Regions from separate parts of the Mus musculus genome. Here region 1 is linked to region 2. The links are chromatin contacts, found by POLR2A ChIA-PET in ENCODE. All regions are on one chromosome and are shown on one strand. The core of a region is the stretch at or near the end of the contact, and the rest is flanking DNA. Distances in the headings are between cores, read along the strand shown.

Region 1 (3,580 bases), core at 109-2,608, 140 kb after region 2:
GGAGGGGATGGTAAAGCTAGGTCCGGGGGATTTAGAGGTAAAGGAGGTGGAATGTTGGTGTCTGGGGTCTCATGAATTATTGGAGAGATTGTGGGTTTTAGGGGGAAAGAGCATGGAGAAGTCATTTGGGGTCTACAGGAAGAATAAGAGGCTCTCCCCAAATCTCCCAAGGATGGAGATTTTCAGTTTTTAAAGGAACTGGATGAGAGATATTCAGGCCTGCACATTGAGATCTGTAAAAAAAAAAAAAAAAAAAATTAAAACTGGAGTTGATAGCAGAATATGGTGTCTGGCCAGTTGTTCTGGGAGAACCTGGGCTAGTATTTGAAACAGTGGAAAGAGAAACTGGGCTAAATCAAATGCTGAAGGATCCCGAAGGGTGGTCTGTGCTATGGGGCTGGGGCTACATTAGAAGGGACATTTTGTAGGTGTCATCTCATCTGCTGTAGCTAAGCTAGTTTTGGTCACTTCTGTTATTCGGAGGTTCAGATCTGTTGTGAGGTGTCTAAAGGATGTGACTTGCCTACTTTTTGCATTGCGGGCCTGAGTTTGAAACCTTGACTTTACGAGCTAGGGTTAAGAGGTTACAAAAAAGGCACGTGGGTGAGAAAACAGCCTAATGGTGGGCGGGTCATGGGCTTAGCGGGGAAGTATGAGAGTCGCAGCAACTCAGCGATCAAAGGCCAACTAAGTTGGTATAAACCTATCAATTTAGGAACTTAGGAATCTGCACAAGCGCCTCCCCAGGAGGAAATGACGTCACCCGGCCAGCCTCCACCTGTCCTTTCCCATCCCACGTGATAGAACTCGCAACCAGCACAACGCTCTTGAAGGTCACGTGATACTGGCGGAAGGGGAAGAGGTGTGGCTTCCGAAAGGCAGTCTTAGAATGCACCAGAGCTCTAACCATGTCCCAATTGGCCAGAAGCTCGTGCCCTTCTTTGATTGGTCCGTTCCCTCGCGTCCAGGGGGCGGGACCCCAAGTGTTCCTTTGGCAGACGCTGAGGCCGGGGGAGAGACTCTGAACTTACCGAGTTTGCCCGCCGTGATTAGCTCGCGGAAGGGAGAAGCCGTTGCCGGGGAAGATAGTTGTGTGTCTGTGCAGCGTAGCTCGGCGGGCGTTGTCGGCGGGAGCGACGGCTCAGGTGGTGGGTTCCCGCGGGTTGTAGACGCTGCTCGGCGCCGGGGAGGCGGGTGGAGCACTTCGGGAGGCCTCTCTTTGAGAGACTAGGATGTTCCAAGTCGGCCCCTACTTTCTTAACTGGCTCCGACATCCGGGGTCTTTTTTCCTCCCGGGACGCCTTTCGCGCACGTGGACTAATGGGAAGCGCCGCTCGGTGTGCTCCGCCTGCCGGGACTCGTAGAGCATTCTGGGATTCGTAGTTAACCTCTCTAGCTCTCCCTTAGCACGCGGGTTGGAGAAGCGGGGGCCTGTGCTGGCTTTGTTGCTAAGCTGTGACATCCTCTTCCAATTCCGGTCTTACTCGACTTCCTCTTGGAAGGGCGATCCCTGAGCATCAGCCCTTTGGAACAAAGAATTTGGGAAACTTAGGGCTAAAGTCGCTTTTTCCTCCTCTTTAAGCCGTACCTGAACATCTCACACCATGGCCACCATAGCCACCATGCCAGTTCCCGAGACCCGTGCCAACCACACTATTTATATCAACAATCTCAATGAGAAGATCAAGAAGGATGGTGAGTTCTTGGGGTAGCCTGACTCAAGGTGATATCACAAGAGTTGACCCCTTTTCACCTCTAGCATCCACATTTCTTTTTCAGCCTTCCCCATTCTGTCTGTTAGGAGTTAACTTTGGCCTTTGTACCTACTGGTTCCTTGGTTTCACCCTAGGTTTTACACTCTGCCCTTTAATCTGCGCATTGTTAGTGATCTTCCAGGTTTTAGCTCATAGGTCCCTTCTTCCTTTGAAGCCTTCCAGGATCGTTCTTGCCATCAGTCTGCTTTCATGAGACTGTCTCTGTCCACTGACCTCTGGGTGGTGGCCTCAGTGATTGACTACAATGCAGATGACACACAGGAGGGATGGGCAATGGATGGCTTTGTGATGTGGGTGATTGTGCCGCGTTCTAAGTCTTGACTGTCTTTAATTCTCACAAGCCTCTCAGATTAAGTAGTTGGAATTTGGGTGGCATAACTTGCCTGGGATCAAATAGCAAGAAAAATGAGACAGAAATGTGGGGTTCTGCTTAAGCAGATTCTTAGACTGGGCTGGTTGGCAGAGGCTGTAATTCTGTTCTTCAGGAAGAGTGAAAGTTTGAAACCATTTGGGACAACATGGCCAAAGCAGATAAAAAAGAAACCAAAGACAAACGGTTTCTTTTAGGGTGTGGAGGTACAGGGCTGTAATCCCAGTACTCAGGAGACTGAGGCAGGAGGAGCTTGAGTTCCAGACCAGCTGAGGCGACATAGCAAGACCCAGTGTCCAAAAGGTTTGAGGAATGTAGCTAGTGTTAGTCTTGCCTAGCAGGAGTAAGGATCTGGGTTCAAATCTCAGCAACTAAGAAAATCAGCATGGCCTGGAGAGAGCTCTGTGGTTAAAGAATGCTGCCTGATCTAACAGAGGATCTGGTTTTGATTCCTTGCCTCCAGGGAGGTTCGTAACTGTGTGTGTCTCCAGTTCCAGGGGATACGACATCCTCCTCTGGCTTCTGCAGGCAAAAAAAAAAAAAAAAAAATCCACACATAAAATTTTTTTTTTTTAAGATTCTTTTTAAATAGAAATCCCTACCAAATAATTCAGTTCTTGTCTGGAAGTAAGGCCCATAGTTAGAAAGTTTCTGCAAAGACTGAATCCCGGCACACATTTTTAAAAAAGTAAACACAAATGACTATTTTTATGTATTTATTTTGTGTGCATCTATAAATGGATGCATGAGGGTGGTCAGGACCCCTCTAGAGAAGCCTTTGTCTTTCAGCTGTTGAGTTCCTGAGATCATATTCAGGTCGTGAAGGCTTGTGAAGTGGATGGATGCTCTACTGCCCTTGCACTGGCCCCTTGGTGCATTGCTTTGTGGAAGTAATTCAGAAGTTAAGGAAGGGTAAATACTGGTTCTTATGACCAACTGGAGAAAAGTGTCGTGGGAGGACTGGGAAATGACTCAGCTGGTACGCATGCTTGCCTGTAAGCCTGACTTCCCAGGTCCCACTGTGATTGACTTCAGGTACCTGGTGCTCCTGCCTCAGGCTCCTGAGGGTTGGGATTCTCGGGTGGGGCCAGCATGTCCAACTGACAGGCTTGTAGCTGTTAGTGGTGGTCGGTAAGTGGACTTGTGATGTCAGCAGGAGACAGGGTAAGAAGAGGGCCATAAGGGGACATCTGGACAGTGAAGTTGGAGAGAGCTTCCTGCAGGGAGGCTGCAGATTTATGCTGAGACTTAAGTGGCTAGAGGGGCAGTCATGGAGATGTCAGGAGAAGGGCATTCAGTGAAGAGTACAACGGCTGAGGTGTGGCGGACACTAGGAGGCCGTGCTTGTGAGTCAGACTGAGACAGGAGAATTGTTGACAGTTTCAGGCTATAGAATGGGATCCTACCTTGAATAAACAAGTGAAGGAAGGAAGGA
Region 2 (3,596 bases), core at 53-2,552:
TAGTTTGCAGGAGGCCCGAGCTCTGCTGAGGCAAAGGCGGCCCCGAGGGCCGTGGGCCCGGGCATTGCTGAAAAGAAGGCCCCCACATCGCGCCCCTGCCGGCCAGGCCCGGGGTAAGAACATCCGCCCTTCCTCCGTGTAGGGGGTGGAGGGGGGTGGTTCCGGGCCAGATAAAGCCGTCTGGTTCCCACGGTGCTGCCGCCGCCTACCAGTCCCCTATTGTAGCTTGGTCCACCCCACTCCCCAGGATGCGGCCACCTCTAGGGACCCCTGCGTCCGGCAGTATGAGGTGAGCCAGGGACAGAACTAGACGCAGGCCAAAGGCGCTGACCCATCAGGGTGGGGCCGGGAAGCCAGGCGTCCGGGCTCCCGTGGCTGAAGAGGGGGGCAACTCGCCCAGCAGAGAGCGAGGCTGAACCAGTCCAGACAACAAAAGCGATTGTGCGGGTTGGCGCCTGCCCCGGCACAAAATGCCCAAGATTGCGGGACGGCTGGGGGCCAAAGACCTTTCCCTCTTACATGCCAGACCGTCCCTTGACCCTACTTTTACTACAGCCCGGTACCCCAGATTAGAGCACTCTATAGACTCAACTACCCTCAGAAGCCCTCTCCTGCTGTGTGGCCTTCAGCCCAGATGCATCCCCCTCCTTCCTAAGGTTTTCCAGATGTGTGCCCCAGGCCAGATGTGAGGACCCCCGCCCACAGCTTTATTCATTCTGACCTCTCCCACCAGGTGTAGAGAGTCTTGGTGTGCTGTGGCGTCTTCAGGTGTAAGCGCCTTAGTCTCCTCTCCAGAATTCAGCTCCTCTAATTCCTTTATGTGTCCTGTACACCGACCCTTCTCGTCACCCACAGATGTACCATCTTGCTGCCCAAATGTGCCATCCTTGTCCTCTATCTAGATGAAGCCTCTTCCCCCCCACCCCCTACCCCCGTGCCTGGTCAGAGGATCAGTCTTCAGCTGGCTCCCCAAATGCGGCCCCCATTACTCTAATGGATTTCCTCTCAATGGATTCAACTCTCTCTGGGAGCAAACCCGCCCGCCCCCACCTGTTCCCTTCCCTGCTACTCCCCATAGGCCCCATCCACTTGTTGGAGCACGGGTGGGAGCAGAGGGGGCGCCCTCCCCTCCCCCCTGCGAGTCTAGCGCCCAGCCTTCGCGCCTCTGGCTAAGCGCCCAGCCCCACGCGCCCCCGCGCGGCCGCCCGGGAGGGAGCGATGGGGAGGGGGGGCTGAGCGGGGGCGCGGCCGCCCTCCCCCGCGGGCGGGCGGGCGAGCGGGCGGGCGCGGCCGGGCCCCTCGGGCGGGCTGGGGCGGCGGCGCGGTGGAGCGCGGCGCTGCAGCCATGGCGGGCGGCGCGCAGCTGCTCTGGGTGTCGCTATTGGTGCTGCTGGCGCAGCTGGGGCCGCAGCCCGTACTGGGCCGACCCCGAGAGCGTCTTCGCGTGCGCTTCACCCCCGCTGTGTGCGGCCTGCGTTGCATCCACGGGCCCACTGGCTCCCGCTGTACCCCGACCTGCGCGCCCCGCAACGCCACCAGCGTGGACAGCGGCGCGCCCGGCGGGGCGGCCCCGGGGGGACCCGGCTTCCGCGCCTGTGAGTGCGGGATGGTGCTCCCAAGGGAGGAGTGCCCGGAGGGAGGACCCTGGAGACAATGCCTTAGGGAGCAGGAGCCCAGATTCCATGTACAGAAATGCTGGGGACTCCGTGGGGTCTTTGAGGAAGGGGGCTCTGAATTCCTTATTTGGGGAGTGGATCTCCAGGGCGCTGATTTCAGGAGCATTGAGTGTTTTTGGAACTGTGGTGTCCCACGTGAACGGACTGAGACTAGCTTTCATCCCTTTCAGTCAAGGCGAGGATCTTAGGATCTGGGAACTTTTGAGATGGGGCCCAAATTCGCAGACTGTGCGTAGTGGGTCAGCAAGGAGTGTTTCAGAGTCGCATGGGGTGGTGGGGCATATCTCAAGTTTCTAGGTCTGTCTTTGAGTGGGGGAAGACTAGGAAAGTCTGGCATGGGACTGCTTGTGATGAAGAGCTAAGCGGGAGGGGACCCAGGAAAGACGGGGTGCCTTTCGGCAAGACCTGAGTTACAGCGGTTCCACGTGCGACAGATATCCAGATAGGAGGCCTGAGGAAAGGGCGCCCCCTGGGGGAGGAAGGGACCGGCTTGCGCTTCAGCTTCCTCTAGACAAGGGGAGCATTCTGGGGTTCAGGTGAGGTCAGGAGGGTGCGCCACCTGCTAGCCCAGAGTGTGGGGATGGACTTGGGGGTCGGGTTTTCATTGCTTCTCACCCCTTACGCCCTCCGGAATGGGGAGTGGGGCCCCTGGCGCCGAGAACTCGCCCAGGCTGGCCCCCAGCCAGCCCAACCCGGCCGGCGTGAGCTCATCTCCCGCCCGAGCCCCCGCCCGCTACCACTCCCTCTCTCCGCCCCTTCCTCCCTCCTTCCTTCACTCTCTCCCGGCCCAGCCCCAACTCGCCCGTGCCAGGCGCCGTGCCCAGACGGGTGCCAAACCCCTGGAGGCACAAGGAGGAACATGTGAAGGCGGGCTGACCTCGGCAAGACCCCTATGTCCTTAGCTTCCTGTTCTTCCAATGTTGTGGGACATGAAGTTAGTTTTGCCCATTTAGCAGCAAGCCCTCTGATATGGGCACCCTGAGCTGGGAGTCTGTATTCAAGGCAAGGGCAGGCAGTGAAATGACTTAAGAGACTAAGAAATGCCCCTAAACGTGGTGGCTTCCTCCCATCTGAGACACTTCCATTTTTCCAATCTTGCTTCTTTGCTGAGCCCTTCTTAAGCTCTGCCCTTAAAAAAAAAAAAAAAATTAAGGTACCTGGAGTCCAGGTTTAACGCTCCTGACAGGAAATCCGGGTTTTTGGATCCCGGATCCAAAGGTCCCTCTTCACCCAGGGGCAAACACTACAGGAACTCCTCCAGCCCAGTTTCTTCTCCCTCTTTGGAGGTACTCCTCCAAGCTGCGCCCCTCCCAGGAGAATTCTAATATTGTCACCCAGCGGCTTCTCGCTTCCCCTGAAACATTCAAGCATGAGCCTTAAGTGGAGATACTTCTCCCCCTCCAACATCTCCCCCGATTCTCTTCCCACGTAGCTTCATTTTTCCTTCTCTTTCTAAGGTAGCCTTCCCAGACCTATCCACACAGGGCCATTAATCAAGACTCGGGGCAACCAGATCCTTGGCTAGGGAGGAGTAGGACTTTCCAGCGATTCCTAAGGTCCCCGCAACTTGAGAGTTTTAACGTGCTAGAAACGATCAGACTCCACTTCTCCTTGTCCTCAGCTCCCTCACATGGGCCACACCCCCGCCTCCAGAAAGTACTAGTCCTGTTTTCTAGGCAACTCTCCGAAAGGACTTGAAAGACTCTTGGTTGAGAGCCTAGATTTGTTCTGAGCTAGCCTCACCCTGCCTCCTAGAAAACTTGGGTTTTCTTTGAACCTCAGAGTACTGCCTCCATGCTCATATCTTCCAAAGACGCCTGTCCCTTGATTCGTCTAGACTGAGGTGGCTCCCCTCTGCCTCCTTTTGTATGGCTGTGGCTCAGAAAATCACACACACACACACACACACACCTCCCAGGA

What was found. ChIA-PET counts read pairs that join two places held with the same protein, here RNA polymerase II (POLR2A).
Region 1: POLR2A ChIA-PET joins it to region 2 with 17 read pairs in embryonic stem cell. The contact joins the promoter of BC024978 here to the promoter of Ltbp4 in region 2. POLR2A ChIA-PET finds 5 or more read pairs at or near these places in 3 of 5 experiments (Patski and embryonic stem cell).

The regions. Positions count from the first base shown.
Region 1 is chr7:27,193,559-27,197,138 of GRCm38, reverse strand. It overlaps BC024978 (cDNA sequence BC024978), which reads right to left and starts at 1,358. Exons shown (of 7, transcript NM_001243888.1): 1 at 1,032-1,358; 2 at 1-233. The coding sequence starts at 125. It overlaps Snrpa (small nuclear ribonucleoprotein polypeptide A), which reads left to right and starts at 868. Exons shown (of 7, transcript NM_015782.3): 1 at 868-1,148; 2 at 1,583-1,695. The coding sequence starts at 1,605.
Region 2 is chr7:27,331,354-27,334,949 of GRCm38, reverse strand. It overlaps Ltbp4 (latent transforming growth factor beta binding protein 4), which reads left to right and starts at 1,302. Exons shown (of 30, transcript NM_001113549.1): 1 at 1,302-1,595. The coding sequence starts at 1,346. The region is part of intron 1 of Gm30543 (a long non-coding RNA gene); the gene reads right to left.